Regions from separate parts of the Homo sapiens genome. Here region 2 is linked to region 1. Evidence: chromatin contacts called from ENCODE Hi-C or POLR2A ChIA-PET data. All regions are on one chromosome and are shown on one strand. The core of a region is the stretch at or near the end of the contact, and the rest is flanking DNA. Distances in the headings are between cores, read along the strand shown. Region 1 overlaps AHRR (aryl hydrocarbon receptor repressor). Region 2 overlaps LPCAT1 (lysophosphatidylcholine acyltransferase 1).

Region 1 (5,800 bases), core at 950-3,449:
CACACAGCTGCAAATGCAGTCCCTGTGGTGGGGCCGTCTGGGGAAGAATCAGAACGAAATTTCCTGCTTTTATTGTGTTTTTATTCCACTGCAAAGACCTGAGAAAGGAGTTTCTGGGCCTTTGCGTTTTATGTATTGGTGTTTTGAATAGCTAGTGTGCTCACCTATTTCAAAACTCAGAGGAAAGTGTCTTCAGGCTGGCTCCCTGCCTGGAGGCAGCTGATTTTAAGTTTTCTGTGATTCCGTCGGGAGACATTTTACGAATAAACTAGAAAATGTGCATGCACCGTATTTATGTTTCCTCCCTTTATATATGAATTGCAGCATCCGTATCTACTGCCGTCCCCCGCTAGAGCTTGTTCGCAAGCAGCGCAGGGCTGTGCTGTTTCTTCTGCAGCCCTTGGTCCCGGCCTCGGCTGTGTGCCTGGCCCCAGGCATGGTTTTGCGCATGTGCTCACCGCTGGGCCAGCGTCAGCCTGGGCACTGAGCCTACTGCATGCTGGTGTTCGATGCACAGAGAGTGCGAGGCCTTGGCCGCAAACTGCAGCCTTGAGGGACAAGGTAAGGTCTCCCTGCGGGACATGGGATCTCTTTACTGTTTACCATAACAAGACACCTAAACAAGATGTAAACAGTAAACAGGATCCTTCCTTCCCAAGGGAGGCCTTACCTCCCCTTGTTTCCCAGCCCCAGCTCCTCCTGGGGCCCCGCAGTGCTTGGAGGCACCACGGCCACACACTAAGGCCAAGCATTTGACACGTCCAGGCGCCAAGGGGCCTTACCTCATTATCACAGCAGGTGTTAGGGCAGTGAGGGTGGCATTGCTGTGAATCTACACAGAATCCTACAGCCCCTGCAGCGGGGGACATCATCCGACACACACACCCACACACACAGACACACCCCCACACACCCACACACACCCACACATCCCCACACACACATCCCCACACACAGCCAGAGACATCATCTGACACACACACCCCCTCCCCCCCACATACACACATCCCCACACACAGCCAGGGACATCATCCGACACACACACACACACACCCACACACGCACACCCACACACACACACAGCCAGGGACATCATCCGACACACACACACATCCCCACACACAGCCAGGGACATCATCCGACACACACACACACACATCCCCACACACACACACACACACATCCCCACACACAGCCAGGGACATCATCCGACACACACACCCACCCACCCCTCTCCCCACACACACATCCCCACACACAGCCAGGGACATCATCCGACACACACACACACACACACACACACACACACACATCCCCACACACAGCCAGGGACATCATCCGACACACACACACACACACACACACACATCCCCACACACAGCCAGGGACATCATCTGACACACACACACACACACACACACACATCCCCACACACAGCCAGGGACATCATCCGACACACATAGTCCCCCTCGCACACACACAGCCTCACACTCCCCACACACAGCCTCACACACACCCCACACAGCCCCCAACCTCACACACACACCCCCCCCACACACAGCTCCCCACAGCCCTCCACACACACCTGCACACGCAGTCTCACACAGCTTCGCACACCTGCACACCTGCACAGTCTCACACACCCCACACACACAGCTCCCTACAGTCCCCCACACACACCCGCACACACAGTCTCACACAGCCTCGCACACCCGCACAGTCACACACACACCCACACACACACAGCTCCCCCCGCACACACACAGCCTCACACACACACCCCACACACAGCCCCCCACAGCCTCACACACACACACCCACACACACACAGCTCCCCCCGCGCACACACAGCCTCACACACACACACCCCACACACAGCCCCCCACAGCCTCACACACACACACCCACACACACACAGCTCCCCCCGCGCACACACAGCCTCACACACACACACCCCACACACAGCCCCCCACAGCCTCACACACACACACCCACACACACACAGCTCCCCCCGCGCACACACAGCCTCACACACACACACCCCACACACAGCCCCCCACAGCCTCACACATACCGCACACACCCCCGCAGCCCTCCCCACCCGCAGACACACAGCCTCGCATAGCCTCGCCACACACGCACACACCCGGCCGTGCCACACCCTCCGTCCCAGCGGGTGGCGGTCTCGCCTGCGGAGCCTGGGAAGCTGCCGTGGCCCCGCCGCCTCCGCCTCTGCCGCCCGGAGCTCCGCCCGCGTCCTTGGCCTCAGCGCCTCACGGTGCCCGCCGCCTCGCTCCACCGCTCAGGGCCCCGAGGGCGCAGGGACGAGCCTCGCCGGGGGCTCCGGGCACCGGGGCGCTGCGGGGAGACGACTCCTGCGCCGCCCGCGCCGGAGCTCAGCCCCGGCCCGCCCGGCTCCCGAAGCCTTCCTCGCTCGCCCTGTTCCTAAAACTCCGTTTTCAAGGCAAACCCCAACCCTCCCCTTCCATGGGTGCAACAACCCACACAAGCAGAAGGCGGGATACTTTACTGTTTCTGCAGGGGCCTCCTCCGCTTCCGGCCCGCGTACGTGCACTCCCCCGGCGGGATCATCGTCCTCGGCCTGGAAGACAAGGGGGCACCCGGTCACCGGAACGCGCCACGTGCGCCCTGTTCCCGCCGCGATGCCCCGGGCCCCTCAGCGCGGTCCTGGCGCCCCCACACCCGCGACCCCGCGAGGCCCCCACCTCCTGCTCCTCCTCGTGGGACCCCCTGGCCCGGGACCCCTGCTCTCCAGCACCCCGCACCGAGGAGCCACCGGGGCCGGGTCACGCCTGGGCCTCCCCTCGGTGTCAGGCGGGTCCCGGCCTCCCCCAGAGAAGCCGCCTGCTCTGGAGCCTGGCTCAGGGCGCCGTGGCGGGAGACCGGCGTCCTGAGGAGGAAGCCATCGAGGAAGCCAGGAACGGGCGGGGCGGGGCGCAGCCAAGGCCTGGGCAGCCTGCAGCCTCCAAACACTCGTCACGCGGGATCCCGTGTTCCCGTCACCCCCGAGAAGGTACGCGGGGTCCCGTGTTCCCGTCACCCCCGAGAAGGTATGTGGGGTCCCGTGTTCCCGTCACCCCCAAGAGGGTACGCGGGTCCCGTGTTCCCATCACCCCGAGAAGGTACGTGGGGTCCCACGTTCCTGTCACCCCTGAGAGGGTATGTGGGGTTCTGTGTTCACGTCACCCCGAAAAGGTATGTGGGGTCCCGTGTTCCTGTCACCCCGAGAAGGTATGTGGGGTCCCGTGTTTCTGTCACCTCTGAGAGGGTACTCAGGTCCCATGTTCCTGTCACTCCGAGAGGACACACGGGGCCACATGATCCCATCACCCCCAAGAGCGCATGCAGGGCAACAGCATAATCTCCTCTCTGTGGTGTGATCTCCCTGTGCGGTTTGTGGCAGGTCTTGCTCTTCTCATCTCTGCCCTTGATAGCCTTGTGCTTTGGGCCAACAGGCTTCCTCTTTTCTATGTAAAATTCTACTCCACTCTACAGTCCTGGGATTCCACTTAAGTCACTAGCTCACAGCGCCCTGAGTCCAGCTGACTACACCCACCAGCTGCCACCAACAGTGCTGGACACAGGCATGTGCCTCCCAGCGGGGCCCCTGAGGAGCAGCCCAGTATCTGTGCCCAGGCTGGTCAGCTTGCCTGCCACCCACCTCAGAGAGGGCATCACCCTTCTTCTCACAGAATCTTGATTTTCCTTGCAATGGGTGCAGCTGAGCCCTCACAAACGTTCTGCAGACCTGTGTGCAGTAACCATCCCGTGCCAGGCTCTGGGCCAGAAGCCTTGGGGAGGAAGTTAAGGAGCCCTCACCTGACCTGAAGTGAGTGTAGCCTGGAAGAGGAGGCAGACTCACGCAATATCCACCTTGTGTGGAAAGTGCCATAAAAATGTCAGAAATGTGTCATGGATCCACTTGGACTGTAAAGACTTAGGTAGATAAAGTAAATGGATAGAAAAAGATACAACATGCAAACGTTAATCAAATGAAGCAGCTGTATGAGTCCCAGACAAAGAAGACTTCAGAACAAGGAATATCACCAGAGACAAAAAGGTATATTCTTTAATAATAAAGAGGTCAATTTTCCAAGAAGATCTGACAATCCTAAAGGTAAATGTACCTAGCAATGGAGCTTCAAAACACATGAAGCAAAAACTAATAAAATCAAAAAGGATAATTCATGGGAGACATTAACATTCCTATCTCAGTGATCAATAGAACAAGTAAATAAAATCAGTAAGGATACAGAATATCCAAACGACAACAGACTTGAATTAATGGAAATTTATAAAACACTCCATCCAACAACCGAAGAGTATCTGGTTTTTACACATGTAACATTCGCCAAGACAGACCATATTCTGGGACTTAAAACTATCCTTAACAATTTTTTTAAAAACAGAAATCAAAGTATGTTATTTGACATAATGGAATTAAACTATAAAGATATCTAGAAATTTTCCAAATATTTGGAAAGCAACCCACTTTTAAATAAGCAAGGATCAAAGATGCCTCTTTGATTCACAAAGAAATTTAAAAATATTTTGAACTAAACAAAAATGAAAATGCAAACATATCAGACTTTGTGGGATGCAGCTAACCAGTACTTTGATGGAAACTGATAGCATTAAGTGCTTATATTTGAGAAAATAAAAGGTCTAAAATAAGATCTAAGCTTCTAACAAGTAACTAGAAGAGAAGATAAACCCAAATTGAACAGAAGAATGGAAATAATAAAAATAAGTCGATAAGAGATAAAACATAAAAATAAAGAAAAATTGGCAGGGCGTGGTGGCTCATGCCTATAATCCCAGCTACTCTGGAGACTGAGGCAGGAGAATTGCTTGAGCCTGGAAGATGGAGGTTGCAGTGAGCCAACACCGCTGCACTCCAGCCTGGGCGACAGAGTGAGGCTCTGTCAAAAAAAAAAAAAAGAAGGAAAAGGAAAGGAAAGGAAAGGAGGGGAGGGGAGGGGAGGGGAAGGAAAGTGATTAAACCAAAAGTTGGTTCTTTGAAAAAAATCAACAAAACTGATAAACTTCTAGCCATACTGATCAAGAAACAGAGAAGACACAAATTGCCAATATCAGGAATGAAAGAGAGGACATCACTGCAGATCCCACAGACATTAAAAGAAAAATTATAGAGCTGAGGCCAGGCGCAGTGGCTTAGGCCTATAATCCCAGCACTTTGGGAGGGCGAGGCAGGTGGATCACCTGAGGTTAGGAGTTCGAGACCAGCCTGACCAATATGGTGAAACCCCGTCTGTACTAAAATTACAAAAATTAGCTAGGCATGGTGGCGTGCACCTGTAGTCCCAGCTACTTGGGAGGCTGAGACAGGAGAATCATTTGAACTTGGGAGGCGGAGTTTGCAGTGAGCCAAGATCATGCCACTGCACTCCAGCCTGGGCGACATAGCGAGATTTGGCCTAAAAAAAAGAAAAGAAAAGAAAAAGAAAAATTATAGAGCTGGGTGCAGTGGCTCATGCCTATAATCCCAGCACTTTGGAAGGCTGAGGCAGGAGGATCACCTGAGGTCAGGAGTTCAAGACCAGCCTGGCCAACATGGTGAAACCCTGTCTCTACTAAAAATACAAAAAATTAGCCAGGCATGGTGGCGCATGCCTGTAATCCCAGCTACTTGGGAGGCTGAGGTAGGAGAATTGCTTGAACCTGGGAGGCAGAGGTTGCAGTGAGCCAAGATCACATCATTGCACTCCAACCTGAGCAACAAGAGCAAAACTCCAACTCAAAAAAAAAAAAAAAAAAA
Region 2 (5,800 bases), core at 1,786-4,285, 1.2 Mb before region 1:
CCTACCCGATGAGGAATACATCTAAACTAAAGATCCAAAACAGACCACAAAAAATTAAACTAAATCACAATATTTTCTTGTTTCATTTAAATTCCTAAAGCTGTGCTTTCACTGAAAGTATCTGCCATTAGCAAATGAAAATGTTGAGATATCATAAATACTTTGATAAATATTTTCAGTATCTTAAAAGTTACCACGCGTGTCCTATAACCACAGCTCTGACAACCCTTCCATGTGTTGTTAACATCTCTCATCATTCTGGAGGGGCTCCCTGAATCTTTTATTCAGAAACAGGAATATTAGTAGTTAATTGGAGGCTGCTGCCTGACTATAAGTAAAGTTTTACTGGAGCACGGGCACGCCCGCTGGCCTGCGTGATGTTCAGGGCTGCATTGGTGGGGAACCGGGCCAAGTGGTTGGGACAGAGGCCGTGTGGCTGTAGAGCCTAAAGCATTCACTGCCTGGCCTCCGAAAGGTGTAATGGGCACGCCCAGGCCCCTCCTTTCTCTGGAAGGTGTCTGATCTGTGGGCTGTATGTACAGCAAAGTTTTCACGGCCAAGAGGCTGATGGGAGCTGACATCTGCCTGAGCTTCGGTTCTCCTTGATACCCAGGGCCACACTCAGACATGCAGTTAGGTGCAGGGGGAAGACGGCCACTTAGGGTCCCGGGTTTGCCGCACCGTTGCGTGCAGACATGGTGCAGTCATAGGAGAGGGCAGCCTGGGCGTTGGGGGTCCCTCACTCTGGGCCCTGCTGAGTGGGTGGACGTTGAGCAGCTTGCTGGGTAGTGGTGACCTGGGGCAGCCTGGGTTCTTTAGGGGCAACAGGATCATCACGGGCTTTAGTTCTTCATTTAGCCTTTCTAGATTTTTAAAATTCTCTTATGCTTTATCTTGGTTTGTTTTTGAAACGTTTTAACCATAAAATAGGAATTGGGTATCAAATATATAACCAAGCAAAGTAAATCAAGGCCAAATCAAAGTCAGGCTTTCAGTTTTGCTGAGTTGAGAAGCCACAGCTAGAAAGTGGGGGTTCTGTAGTGTGAAGCAGGCTGCAGGTGACCTGGCTGAATGTGGTGCTGTGGGCAGCAATGGCTTCGTGGTGCTTTCCTGGCACCCTTTCTCTTTACTCCCCATGTCCTTGTTGGGCCGAGCTCCCCGCCTCCTCTGTTCTGTCTCAGGAGGCAGGAGCCCCGTGCGAGCACAGGCTCTCACTTTTCAAAATAGATGGCTTGGGGCAATTTTCCGTTTCCCCATGCTAACCCTGGTGGCTTTTCTTGTCTGTGAATAATTGACTTGGCTTCAACAGGCGATAAATGGACCACAACGGACTCTTATTCTAGCAGCTGTACTTCAGAGACGCTTTCATATGTACATCTCATGCACGTGTGAAGTGTCCCGTGACAGTGACACGTTGGGGTTTCTGTCACCTCTGCTTCATGAGATCTTTGGGCATCTGGGTCTGTGGAGACTCACTGTGTATCATTCTGTGTATGTGTGCAGAGAGGGTGTGTATGTGTGTACATATGCGCATGTGAGTGTGCATACATATGTATGTGCATGCACGGGAGTAGGTACACGTGCATAGGCATGTGGTTGCATTACTGTGTGTATGTGAGCCACCAGTGCAAGTATGTATATGAGTGTGTACATGTGTATATGTGTGTGCTGTGTACCTGTGTGTGTTGCATGTGTGTACATGTGAGTGCATGTATATATGTGTGGATGGATGTCTGTATCGTGTGCACATACATGTACGTGTATGACAGTATGTACATGTGTATGAGTGTTGTGTCTCTGTGTACATGTATGTGTGTATATGTGCAAGTGTACGTGTGTACAGGTGTCCACATATGTATGATGTATGTACATATGTGTATGAGAGTATATGTGTGTACATATGTATGAGTGTGTGTGTGCATGTGAGTATATATGAGAGCGATGTCTGTGTATGTGTGTGAATGTGTGCATGTGTGGGAGTATGCACGGATGCTTGTGGGCACTCAAGCTGCCCGTGCTGCCTGGCATTGAATCCCACCCCTGGAGCCCCTGGCGTCTCCTTCAGCAGCACTGATGAAAGCTCCCTTGGTGCACAGTCCTGGGCTTGGCTTGGTGCTTGAAGGGAAACAGAAGAGAGAACAAACCCTGAATTCTGAACTCCCCAAGGGGAAACCTAGTCACAAAAGCACCGTAGTTAGGGACGTAAGGGATCAGGAGGAAACTGAATTTGAAGTAGCAGATTCAGAGTGTACCGCTGAATAATAATTACGTAGTCGGTTTGGGACTTAAGTTGGCTCACGTTATGCACTGCTCTGCAGTTTTGAATAGATTGATGTTGAGTTAAAGCATTTTTGCTGAATGTAAGTTAGTGTCATTCAAACCTTCCTAAAATAAAAATCTTAGGCTTTCAGTGAAAGAATGACACAGTTTCGCAAAAGGCACTATTTTAGGTTACTTTCAACACACACAGTGTTGTAAAAACCGTAGCATCGTTTTGCAAAACCCGACCATCTGGCGCTGAATCCTTGACCACGGGCCAAGTCCTGAGCTGGGCCAGGTCCTCCAGGGGCTGCCCCTTGGCTGACCGGATGGTTCAGATGGATGGTGCCCTTTCCTGAATGCTCTGTGTGGGAACACCTGTTCCCAAGTTTGGGGATGCCATCCCCATGATGACTCTAGGTACTCCCCGTATGTTGGCCTGGAGGTTGGAGCTTGAACTTGAGCATCAAACCACTTTATCTGGTCTCCCAGAAGCCAGCAGCTCCTGCCACCTGCGTCTCAGCCTGGGGCTGCCCCTCCACACCTGCCAGCCCAACACAGCCCTCCCACCAGCCACCCAGGGGCCGTCCCTGACCCAGCTAAGCCAGTCCACGTGGATCACCAGACTTGCCTCCTTGAAGCCCCGCCAGACGTGGCCCCAGGGCCCCTTCCTTTGCCCTACCCCACCGGCCTGGCACCGTAGCCAGCACTCAGGCTGTGTACATGTGTATAGGTCCTCTCCAGGGCCGGCTCCACTCTGCCTCTTGCCTCTGCTCACAGCAGAACATTTGGAACCTGCAGAGCCGGGGCCTGCGCCTGCCCCTCACGCTTAGACGTGTGGGCTTCCCCCACCCACCTCCACATGCCAGCTGGCTTGAGGAGATGCAGGCCTCAGCGGCCTTCCTCCTTTTCCCCCTGCATGTTCTGGGAGATTTCCTCCTCCTCATTTCCCAGTCTTTCCTGTGAGTTGCTTGTCTCCACAGTGACAGTCTTGGTTTCTGAGAGTGTTTTCTTGTTCTTTGATGCTCCTCAGCGCCCTGTTCTTCCAGACTCTCTTGGCGAGCGTGGTGGATGTTTTGCACCCCTCTTCTGATGCCCACCCTTTCTGTCTCCTTGGGGTCAGTCCTCTGCTTCTCTGCCATGCAGCTGCTCTGCTCACACGTCTCAGGATTCTTGGGTGTCGTCCGTGTGAGGGCGGTAGGACGGAGTGGATTTCCTGGGGGTGCTGATGGAGATCCCCGCTCCTGTGTATGCAGATAGATCTGTCTCCTGATTCACATTCCCCTGGGAATGGGCTGCCCAGGCACCTGAGCACCCTGGGCTTGTGCTGGCTCCCTTTGCCTTGGGGTGAGTGGGTGCTGGGTCCCCAACCCCACAGCAAGCGGAGCTTTTCTCTGAGGCTGTCATCCACACCAGCAGTCCGGGTTTTCACATGTGGATAGTTTGGGTATAAAATTCCTCCAAGATCTTTAGAGAAGAGCTGAGGCTGCTTTTTCCCTGCCCCGACACCCAGTACAGTTCCCCTGAGCACCGTCTGTCCCTGCAATTCGATTTCGGGGCTGGCAGGTGTGTTCCTCTAAGGGCCGCCCGGGTTTTAATCCCTTTTTTCCTGCTGTCCTCTCTCCTGCCCCTGAACCTGCCCGAGACTGGCTCCTGTGCCCGCCGCAGCCTCCTCTGCAGCCTCGCTTCTCCCTCCGCCGCTGCCTTGTTTCTTCCATCTTAGGCATCAATTGCTGTCTTTTGGCTTTTGTTTTTGTACTTTTTTTTTTTTTTTGTGGAAAATAACATGTGCACAGAAGAGTACATCTTTATTTTTTAGTTTAGTTTTCTTGAGATGGAGTCTCACTCTGTTGCCCAGGCTGGAGTGCAGTGGCGCAATCTCGGCTCACTGCAACCTCCGCCCCTTGGGTTCAAGCAGTTCTCCTGCCTCAGCCTCCTGAGTGGCTGGGATTACAGACGCCTGCCACCATGCCCAGCTAATTTTTGTATTTTTAGTAGAGACAGGGTTTCACCATGTTGGCCAGGCTGGTCTTGAGCTCCTGACCTCAAGTGATCCACCTGCCTTGGCCTCCCAAAGTGCTGTGATTACAGGCGTGAGCCACCATGCCTGGCCAGAAAAGTACATTTTTAAATATGCAGCTGAACAGGTGGTGAAGAAGTGCACACCTGTGTAATCCCCCCTCCTCTAGACAAGCAGCACCCTGGGTTGGTCCCCAGCATCTCCATGTGTAACTACACCATTGTTTATCATCGCATACACAAAGGCCATTCCAAGGTGGCCCCACGAGAGGAGGCTTTGTGCCCTCCTAGCAACCGCCTTGGCTCAGATCCATGGGGACCCCTGTCCTGGAAGTCTTCTGGGAGGATCATCTGTCCCAGGGCAATGTGAATCCAGTAAGGCTTCAGGCTCTTGTTTCTCTGTGCAGTAGTTTTACCCAGTGTGATGCGCCCACTTAACCCAGTGGCCGAGTGAGCCGTGGCTTCTCATGAGGCTGAATCATGTTCTCTGTGTGCCTGACCTGTGGCTTCTCACACACCGTGGCTGTCTGCTGCGTGTCAATTCCCTGAGGTGTGGAATAACAGCCTAATCTGTAGCCTCATATGAAAGAGAATACACACATTTAAAAGGCTAAATTTGTACCTATTTTAAAAAGAGATAAAGAGTACACAAATTCAGTTAACCTAGGCTGATTTTTACTTTATTTTCCAAATTTATTGGCCATCTAATTTCCTCCAGAAACAGCTCACTGTAATAACACAACGCCTGGTTGTGGGAACCCCGGGCTTCCTGTGGAGATGAGATGGGGAAGTTCGCACGCAGGTCTCAGCTTCCGCCCTCAGCTCTGAGCGCCCCCCCCCCCATATTGCGATATGCGTTTTAGGTGTTTTAATGTTTTTCCCATTTCAAAATGATAGGATGCTGATAAATAAGTTGCTAACATGAAGGTCCGGAGGTCTTCTGGCCTGGGACTTGTGCTGTCTGTGTTCCGGAGTCTCATGTTGTCTTAGCACTGCCTGCCGCGTGGCCCGTGACCACCACACAGGGCCCCGCGGCCTCCTTCGTAGGTGAGAGCGCAGCCAGCGAGGACACAGGCGGAGGCCAGGAAGGCGCGGCGTCTTTTCTTCCCTCAAGCAGATGTCCCAGCGGCGGCGACCACAGGAAGCCCGTGGCCTGGACTGCGCCCTGGAGGGCTCTCCCGTGGGACCGCCCCTGTGCCTCACACAGACTCCGAGACTGCGGACGTGTGCCCGCGTGACGCAGCGCCCTCTTTTGCAGGGTTGTGGACTTCCTGCTGAAGGCCATCATGCGCACCATGTGGTTCGCCGGCGGCTTCCACCGGGTGGCCGTGAAGGGGCGGCAGGCGCTGCCCACCGAGGCGGCCATCCTCACGCTCGCGCCTCACTCGTCCTACTTCGACGCCATCCCTGTGACCATGACGATGTCCTCCATCGTGATGAAGGCAGAGAGCAGAGACATCCCGATCTGGGGAAGTGAGTGAGACACCCCTGCTGGGAGTGAGGGACCCTGCCCTGCTGGGAG

The links. A loop is a pair of places that touch in the nucleus more often than their neighbours do. ChIA-PET counts read pairs that join two places held with the same protein, here RNA polymerase II (POLR2A). Pooled maps may share reads with other maps.
Region 2: a pooled map shows a loop between it and region 1 (3-fold over the local background). The contact joins two enhancer-like sites. A Hi-C loop is called at or near these places in 2 of 37 single-sample maps with no recorded cell type and 3 of 50 pooled maps. POLR2A ChIA-PET finds 5 or more read pairs at or near these places in 1 of 52 experiments (GM12878).

Annotation. Positions count from the first base shown.
Region 1 is chr5:340,695-346,494 of GRCh38, reverse strand. It overlaps AHRR (aryl hydrocarbon receptor repressor), which reads right to left. Exons shown (of 11, transcript NM_001377236.1): 2 at 2,531-2,602. The coding sequence starts at 2,592. PDCD6-AHRR (PDCD6-AHRR readthrough (NMD candidate)) reads right to left here. Exons shown (of 13, transcript NR_165163.2): 4 at 2,531-2,602. Among named protein-coding and RNA genes, the nearest start is that of AHRR, 22 kb to the right of the region's middle. RefSeq lists silencers at 2,069-2,588, 2,629-2,728. Within about 2 kb of position 2,199, at least 4 of the 41 ENCODE cell types and tissues checked have a DNase peak (open chromatin) inside an H3K27ac peak, as active enhancers do.
Region 2 is chr5:1,494,651-1,500,450 of GRCh38, reverse strand. It overlaps LPCAT1 (lysophosphatidylcholine acyltransferase 1), which reads left to right. Exons shown (of 14, transcript NM_024830.5): 3 at 5,537-5,751. LOC124901162 (a long non-coding RNA gene) reads right to left here. Exons shown (of 2, transcript XR_007059103.1): 2 at 4,932-5,800. Among named protein-coding and RNA genes, the nearest start is that of MIR6075, 13 kb to the left of the region's middle. RefSeq lists enhancers at 1-201, 5,315-5,800. Within about 2 kb of position 3,035, at least 6 of the 41 ENCODE cell types and tissues checked have a DNase peak (open chromatin) inside an H3K27ac peak, as active enhancers do.